Linked DNA regions of Homo sapiens: region 1 is linked to region 2. Evidence: read pairs that join two places in POLR2A ChIA-PET (ENCODE). Cell type or tissue: OCI-LY7. All regions are shown on one strand. Each heading gives the region's core, and the rest is flanking DNA. Links, peaks and the distances in the headings are about the cores only. Region 1 overlaps POU2F1 (POU class 2 homeobox 1). Region 2 overlaps CD247 (CD247 molecule).

Region 1 (4,390 bases), core at 292-4,291, 200 kb after region 2:
CATTTCCAAGCCCTTGTGTAGGAAATAGACCCCTAGACTGCTAAAACTCTATTATCTTTCCATTTCTCCTTTATCCCTACCTCCCATATATTTGACTTAAAAATTAAAATTGCCTTTAGAGAAAGCAGAGTAAAAAAAATATGCTCACTCCAGTTCTCTGCTAAGAGAAACATTTTTGTCCAAGAGTAGGGTATGACTCTCCAGGACCACAGTGCCACAGCTGACCCATCCCTGCCCAGACTCTGCAACCATCCCCTTTCTATAAATGAACAGCTAATAGTGGGATGCAAGTAAAGCATGTGACTAACAGGTAGACTGATCCAAGCTCCACCTGCATCCCTAAGCTACTTCTCCAAAGAGGTATAGGAATTAGCTGCGGGGAAGGAGGTGGGGCAGGCACACGTCGAAAGAGAATATTTAAGAAGTCATAAATTTTCAGGAAAACTACAAGTATTCTGAAACGGCCAAAACAGGAAAAATAAATCATTGTTGTACATTTGAAAACTAATGATAAAAGATTTTATATTTAATAAAATTTAGTAAGATTTAATTTAATAAAAATTTAATAAGAAGATGTCGGCCGGGCGCGGTGGCTCATGTCTGTAATCCCAGCACTTTGGGAGGCCAAGGCAGGTGGATCATGAGGTCAGGAGTTCAACACCTGCCTGGCCAAGATGGTGAAACTCCATCTCTACTAAAAATACAAAAATTGGCCAGGCATGGTGGCAGGCGCCTGTAATCCCAGCTCCTCAGGAGGCTGAGGCAGAGAATTGCTTGAACCTGGGAGGTGGAGGCTGCAGGGAGCCGAGATCACACCACTGCACTCCAGCCTGGGAGACAGAGCAATCGTCTGTCTAAAAAAAAAAAGATGTCCAAATTAGAGTAAAAACATTAAAATTAAAGCAATGAAGTGTTTTTCATCAACCTAGGAAAAATTTAAAAGACTAATAGTTAACAGTGCAGGAGAAACTGACACTATTAAATACTGTAGATAAAAAATATAGAGTGGTACTAAAAGCAACCTGACGACATGTACAAAATTTTTAAGTGTGTATATTCTGTTAAAGAAAGTTTATGGGAGACTACTATTTTGGACTAGCCTCCTCCACTAGGTCTCAGCAGAACAGACCAAACCAGTCTTTGGTTTTCTGTTCCTGCATTAATTCACTTAGGATTATGGCTTCTGGCTCCATCCAAGTTACTGCAAAGAATATGATTTCATTAAAATGTTTATCTTATTTAAATGAGTGAACTAAAGAATAGAGAGCAATGGGGGAAAAACAGCAAGTATATAATAGGATATGCACTATGACTCCTTTTTTAAAAATTATGTGTACATGCATGACAGGAGCATGCACACCTAAGCGTGGACATCTGTCTGCAATACATAGGAACAAATCCCAGGAAATGGGCTCAATCACCAAACCAGTCTCGTACTGGTCCTGATGGCATTATGTAACTACTAAGATGTGATTCCAACAGCATAAGCCGGCAATGGCTTTGCCCCTATAGTCTAATCGCCTGAAATCATACTTTCCAGCAACACTCATAAATTGTTAATTCATCTTCTCAGACTATTGTGATGTTGAACATGTCTCTCATAACATAAGAGCATTTTCACCAATTCCTTTCTAACTAATGATGATTGGCATATAAGTGTACATGTATAAAACAGTCTGCCAAAACACCACTCTCCTTGGCCAGAGCATGAAGAAGCAAGTACTCAGAGGGTAGGGAAAGCACTATGAAGAGGAAGATGGGGGGACTTAGCAATGTAGTGTAAAAGAAAAATTGAGAAATAAACAGCATTAACAACTCAACAAGGTGATGCAGGGCATGATTAAATGAGGTGTGAATGACTGGAAACCAATGCCATGAAATAGCTGACTTCTAATAATAGCTATTATTAGAAACAATAATCAACCGTCATGTTTCCTCAACTGAAAGCTACAGCCCTAGTTTAGTAACAGCTTGGTATGGGAGAAAGGAAGTGGTTGGTAAAAAGTGGTAAACAAATCCACCTTTTTGCATAATTTGCTTGCATATTAATTTTAAGTCACAACTCATTTGACAACACTGAAATAGTTTAAATTATGTTTTTATCAAAATAACATGTAAACAGGGTAAATCCTAATTTTCTATTTCACCAACTGGGTCACAAAAAAATATAAATGCTGCTCCAGATGAAAATTATCCCAAGGTTAACATGTGTAATTAGCTTCAGTTTCATATATATTTGTTTTAACAGACATGGTATTGCTCTGTCATCCTGGCTGGAGAACAGTGGCACAATCACAGTCCATCACAGCCTGGAACTGCTGGGCTCAAGAGGTCCTCCTGCTTCGGCATCCAGAATAGTTAGGACTATAGGCAAGTACCAACATGCTTGGCTATTATTTTAAATTTTTTTGCAGAGAGAAGGTCTCGCTATGTTGCCCAGGCCAGTTTCAAACTCATGGTCTCAAGCAATCCTCCCACCTCAGCCTCCCAAAGTGCTGGGATTACAAGCATAAGCCACCAAACCTACCCTAAAATACAATTCTTAACAAAAACCCAAAATGTTGAGAATGTATGGGTTACCAGGATCAGCAGTTTGCATACAACCAACTTCAAAAACGTTTATAGTCAGCATCTAGAAATCCTGAAAGCTAAGTTAACATTAGATCTGATAATCAATTGTCTGTGTCTCCAAAATGCAATACAGAGATAAGAATGCACAATTGATTCTAGAGCACACAATCTGGACCTGGGAACTGTACAAACACTGAGGTTAAACTCAGAATAACAGCTGTTAAATCTATAGATCTTAACAGTGGAAATTCTGCAATCCCCCAATTCCATTTGATATATGCTTCATCATTCCACTGGCCTGAAGCAGAAATTAACGGGTAAGAGCCTGATAATGATCTTAACTGCTTACTGCTATAATCAAAACAGAGACCTAGGTGTGCCACTTAGCCTCTTTAAGCCTCGGTTTCCTAACCTGAAAGATAGGATAACAATACACACCCCATGGGGGTCACTGTAATTAACATAAATGCATGTAAAGCATTTAGTACAACAACTGGCACAAAGACTTGATAAATGTTATTGCTGTTGTTACTAGGAATCAATGTATTTATTGAAAAGTATGGAATCTCGTCCACAATTTCCAACTGTGGACTTGTCACTAAAAAGTACAAAGATCATGCAAATAGCCTCATAACATGAAAATCATCTTTGGCTCTTCAGCTAAATCTCATGCTTCCTGAACCAGCTATGCTGAACTTTTGTTCCTTGAAAGTGCTGTGTTTTCATTAGTTTCAAGAATTGTATGTGCAGTTATGCATCACTTAACGATGCTATGTCATTAGATGATTTTGTCATTGTGTGATCACAGAGCATATTTACACAAACCCAAATGGTATAGCCTACTACATACCTAAGCTATATGGTATAGCCTGTTGCTCCTAGACTACAAACCTGTACAGCATGTTATTCTACTGTTGTACTGCAGGCATCCTAACACAATGGTAAGTATTTGTGTATTTAAAAATACCTAGGCCAGGCACAGGAGCTCACATCTGTAATCCCAGCACTTTGGGAGGCCAAGCCAAGAGGACTGCTTGAGTCCAGGAGTTGAAGACCAGCCGGGGCAACAAGGCGAAGCCCCGTCTCTACAAAAAAAAAAAAAAATTAGCTGGGCATGGGTGCGTGCGCCTGTGGTACCAGCTCCTCAGGAGGCTGAGGTAGGAGGCTCATCTGAGCCCTGGAAGGTAGAAGCTGCAGTCAGCTGTGACTGCACCACTGCACTCCAGTCTGGGTGACAGAGCTAGACCCTACTTAAAAAAAAAAAAAAAATTAAAAAATAAAAATATTTAAACACAGAAAAAGTATAGTTAAAAACATGGTATAAAAGATTTAAAAATGGTATACCTGTAGAGGGCACTTACCTGAATGGGCTTGCAAGACTGGAAGTTGCTTTGGGTGAGTCAATGAATGACGAGTGAGCGAATATGAAGGCCTACAGCATTACTGTACACTACTATACACTTTAAAAACACCATATACTTAGGCTACACTAAATTTATAAGAGAAAAAGTCTGTGTTCAATAATAAATTAACTAGCTTACTGTAACTTTTTTTTTTTTTTTTGAGATGGAGTCTCACACTCTGTCACCCAGGCTGGAGTGCAGTGGCGCAATCTCAGCTCACTGCAACCTCCACTTCACGGGTTCAAGTGATTCTCCTGCCTCAGCCTCCCGAGTAGCTGGGATTATGGGCGTGTGCCACCACACCCAGCTAATTTTTGTATCTTTAGTAGAGATGGGGTTTCACCCTATTGGCCAGGCTGGTCTCGAACTCCTGACCTCAGGTGATCTGCCCACCTCGGCTTCCCAAAGTGCTGGGA
Region 2 (4,390 bases), core at 1-4,000:
TGATTGAACTGACTATGCCAGAGCTCGTAACTGCTCAAAACAGCTGGTTGTCAGTGAGCAAAAATGACTAGCCAAGAACTTTAAGAGCTGAAGGGAAGCCCATTTATCTAAGCAGTAGGCAATATAGGTCCTGCGGGCCCTAGACCTTAGGAATCTGATGTCTGTGAGGATCTGAGTGGGGTGGAGCAAACCCAAGCCCCATCATGGCCAGGCCTCACCTTACTCTGCAGAGATGAAGGTCTGACCAGGGGCCTGAGGATCCTTCTCTCCCAGGGGCAGGGGTGCTGCTGGGAGACAGTTACCTCTGACTTCCTGGGTACCTTGGGAGGGGCCCTTGAGCAGAAATGCCACTACTGACTGCCTGACTTTCTAATCCTTTTCTCATTTCACTCCCAAACAACCAGCGCCGGAGGGGCAAGGGGCACGATGGCCTTTACCAGGTAGGAGCTGCCGGCGTCCCTTCAGTGGAAGGGGCACCACCTGACAAGGGGCAAGATCAAGGCCCCCACATTTTGCCTGCTGGTGGCACCAGCTCTTGCCAACAGCTGGGCAGGGCAAGCCCAAGGCACCCATTTAGGCCAGTGGCAACGCCACTGCCAATAAGTCCCTGGAGCACAGCTGGGACTTGGCCATTCAAGCGAATTACTTGGCTCCAACCATGCCTTGCTTGGCCATGGCAGACAGAGCAGCAGCTGTCCAGAGGGTACGCAGCCTCCCCGCCGATGCAGATGGAGGCAAAGGACCACACAAGTGATTATCCTGCCTCTTTGGGTTCTTGTAGAACCCTCACTCTGCATCATTTCCTTAGGCCTAGTAAGATGAGAGGTTGGCTGGGAAGACTGAAGGAAAAAAAGCTAAGAAAAATGGCAGCTTCAGAAAGAAAATGTTATGTAGTTAGGTGCCTGGTTTTTGCAAATCAGTGCAGGCAATTATGCAAACTAAGCACGGTCAAACTACTTCTCTAAAACATGATCCCCAGCGGGTTGTCATTTCCCTCCTTCTGGCTCCCATGGGCTGTTCATAGCTCGTTCTTCTGACTCTAGTGTCAGGATGCCCAGCTTGCCTGAGTTGAGTGATATCAAAAGGGCCCCAGAAACTTACCTGTGTGTGGCTGCTGTTGATCCTTCTCCTTCCTGGCCCCTGGACCAGGGGGACAGGCATTCCAGCAGGTTTGGGGCCAGCCTTGTGGGCCTGTTCGTGACCAAGAAAACACTAGAATCACCGGGCCTGGGAAGGGAAGGAGGCTCACAGAGGGCTGAGGCCAAGGAGCCCCTCTTCTCCCTGTGACAAGTCCAGGCTTCCTTTGGGCCCAGGTGTCAGGGACAGCAGATTCTCTGGAGCAGGTCTGGGCCCTCCCCCCTGATTCCTGCCCAATATGGGAGGTGGGAGACTCCTTTCTCTTAGGTCCAGCAGGAAGTTGGCGGGGCCCAAGCACTGTAAGGCACAGCATTTGAGGAGCTGAGAAGAGGGGTGAGAATTTAGCTGGAAAGGAGTTGCTGCAAGGCCATTCCCGGCAGGGCACAGCACCCATCTACCAACGAAGCTGTTGCAGCCAAGGCTCCTGCCCGTGGGGCCAGGGGGATTATTCCTGGGCCTCTGGAGGCTGGGTGGGTGGTCACAGGGCTGTGCTGCAGAGACACCTGTTGGCCTCTGGGTTGGCTCCTGCCCACACAGGCTACTGACCCACTCTTTGTTTTCTGATTTGCTTTCACGCCAGGGTCTCAGTACAGCCACCAAGGACACCTACGACGCCCTTCACATGCAGGCCCTGCCCCCTCGCTAACAGCCAGGGGATTTCACCACTCAAAGGCCAGACCTGCAGACGCCCAGATTATGAGACACAGGATGAAGCATTTACAACCCGGTTCACTCTTCTCAGCCACTGAAGTATTCCCCTTTATGTACAGGATGCTTTGGTTATATTTAGCTCCAAACCTTCACACACAGACTGTTGTCCCTGCACTCTTTAAGGGAGTGTACTCCCAGGGCTTACGGCCCTGGCCTTGGGCCCTCTGGTTTGCCGGTGGTGCAGGTAGACCTGTCTCCTGGCGGTTCCTCGTTCTCCCTGGGAGGCGGGCGCACTGCCTCTCACAGCTGAGTTGTTGAGTCTGTTTTGTAAAGTCCCCAGAGAAAGCGCAGATGCTAGCACATGCCCTAATGTCTGTATCACTCTGTGTCTGAGTGGCTTCACTCCTGCTGTAAATTTGGCTTCTGTTGTCACCTTCACCTCCTTTCAAGGTAACTGTACTGGGCCATGTTGTGCCTCCCTGGTGAGAGGGCCGGGCAGAGGGGCAGATGGAAAGGAGCCTAGGCCAGGTGCAACCAGGGAGCTGCAGGGGCATGGGAAGGTGGGCGGGCAGGGGAGGGTCAGCCAGGGCCTGCGAGGGCAGCGGGAGCCTCCCTGCCTCAGGCCTCTGTGCCGCACCATTGAACTGTACCATGTGCTACAGGGGCCAGAAGATGAACAGACTGACCTTGATGAGCTGTGCACAAAGTGGCATAAAAAACATGTGGTTACACAGTGTGAATAAAGTGCTGCGGAGCAAGAGGAGGCCGTTGATTCACTTCACGCTTTCAGCGAATGACAAAATCATCTTTGTGAAGGCCTCGCAGGAAGACCCAACACATGGGACCTATAACTGCCCAGCGGACAGTGGCAGGACAGGAAAAACCCGTCAATGTACTAGGATACTGCTGCGTCATTACAGGGCACAGGCCATGGATGGAAAACGCTCTCTACTCTGCTTTTTTTCTACTGTTTTAATTTATACTGGCATGCTAAAGCCTTCCTATTTTGCATAATAAATGCTTCAGTGAAAATGCAGCTTTACTAAGCTTTATTTCAGCAGTCAAGCTTGTAATGGCAATTTAGTCATCAGTAAATCAGCAGGTTGCCCTTGGGGGAGGAGGGGAGCAAAACTGCTGATTCTCAGGAGAGAACAGGACAGTTCCTGGGAACGAGCACATGAGCACAGGTGCATCCTGCGGCCCGGAATGCGGCAATATGGGTGGTGTCACACACGGCAAGTGGGCCGGGCATCCCGGCTGGGTGGCTGTGCCTTAGACAGAGAGAGTGGGGCTTGGTGCAATACAATGTGTCAGGATGGGCCCAGTCTTATGCCAGAAACAGAGAGGGCTATGGGAAAGGAGCCCTGCAGCACGGCACCAGCTTGTCAGGTGCAGGAAAACAAGCGCGAAAGGCTGGCCTGGCACCCAGGCATCAGAATAGACAGCGTGTGAGCAGAAGGTGTCCGGAAGTTATGCACAGCAGCTGACGCCACAGTGCAAAATGTCTCAGTGCATAGGGTTTGAGGGAGGGATGGAGAACAAGTCTTTTAGGCGTTTCTCTCACAAAAGGTGGCCCTGTCCCTAGCAGTGTTTCCTCTAACTGCAGTGGCTATATATAGGGCCCCAATTCAACAAGCCCACCAACTAATATTGTGTAAAGACTGAAATCTATACCTTGACATTTTCAAAAAGGAAATCCAAGACCATGACTGTTAAAGCCCCTGAAAATTTGGGATTCCAACAGGAGCCACGCACATCATCACTAGGCATATTTAACAATTCACAGGCAACTCATAAGGAGAAGGCATTTGATTTGTAACTCAGCCTCAGGGGAATTCTGCTACTCACTGGGCTTTTAAAACTGAAATCTGGTTCATCTATTAGTGAAAGAGAGTGCCTCTCACATCGAGGGCTTGTGCTAGACCAAGTTTCAAGGTCAGCTGACATATATACAGGCTGTGTGACCTGGATGGCTGGTTTGAAAAGTGAGTTGATCCAATTCTGTCAAGAATATGTCATTCTGGGCATGGTGGCTCATGCCTGTAATCCCAGCATTTTGTGAGGCTGAGGCAGGAGAATCCTTTGAGCCCAGGAGTTTGAGACCAGCCTGGGCAACACAGGAGGACCCCGTCTCTACAAAAAAATACAGCTGGGCATGGCGGCATGTGCCTGTGTTCCTCGCTACTTGGGATGCTGAAGCTAGAGGATCGCTTGAGCACAGGAGGTCAAGGCTGCAGTGAGCCGAAATCCAGCCTGGGTAACAGAAGGAGACCCTATCTCAAAATATATATATATATATATAATTTTTTTATAACATGTCTAAAGAGGCAAAAAGAAAAGCTGGCAGTGGGCAGTGAGCTATGGTGCTAGAGCTAAACTGAGGTGTGGGCCACATCAGGCTACGTGCAAGGTAACCACACAGACAGCAAGCTGGGGGAGAACTGAGATATGCTCACAGAAGCAGGGCTGAGAAACCAGTTTCTGAGAGAGCAAAGCCCTGAATCCGAGGGGAGAGCGGCTAGCCCTGGAACTGCCAGGGTTCCTGTCTTTCCTGAGGTCTGGCAATGCCTTCTCCACAGCACAACTGCACTCCCTCCATCCT

What was found. ChIA-PET counts read pairs that join two places held together with the same protein. Peaks named below come from ENCODE experiments on the same cell type or tissue, not always from the same donor. Only the 100,000 strongest peaks of a DNase experiment are listed, where the experiment ranks them.
Region 1: POLR2A ChIA-PET joins it to region 2 with 5 read pairs; 18 of 35 experiments call an interaction of 5 or more read pairs at or near these places.

Annotation. Positions count from the first base shown.
Region 1 is chr1:167,232,589-167,236,978 of GRCh38, reverse strand. The region is part of intron 1 of POU2F1 (POU class 2 homeobox 1); the gene reads right to left. Among named protein-coding and RNA genes, the nearest start is that of POU2F1, 14 kb to the right of the region's middle. In OCI-LY7, for the core only: no CTCF peak of the experiment used is centred there; no DNase peak of the experiment used is centred there.
Region 2 is chr1:167,429,074-167,433,463 of GRCh38, reverse strand. CD247 (CD247 molecule) reads left to right here. Exons shown (of 8, transcript NM_198053.3): 7 at 405-440; 8 at 1,718-2,824. The coding sequence ends at 1,783. Among named protein-coding and RNA genes, the nearest start is that of CD247, 87 kb to the left of the region's middle. RefSeq lists silencers at 1,517-1,576, 2,347-2,396 and enhancers at 1,847-1,916, 2,037-2,136, 1,888-2,794, 3,067-3,256, 2,795-3,701. In OCI-LY7, for the core only: no CTCF peak of the experiment used is centred there; DNase peaks (open chromatin) are centred at 1,823, 2,063 and 3,243; H3K4me3 peaks cover 1,876 bases; H3K27ac peaks cover 1,786 bases.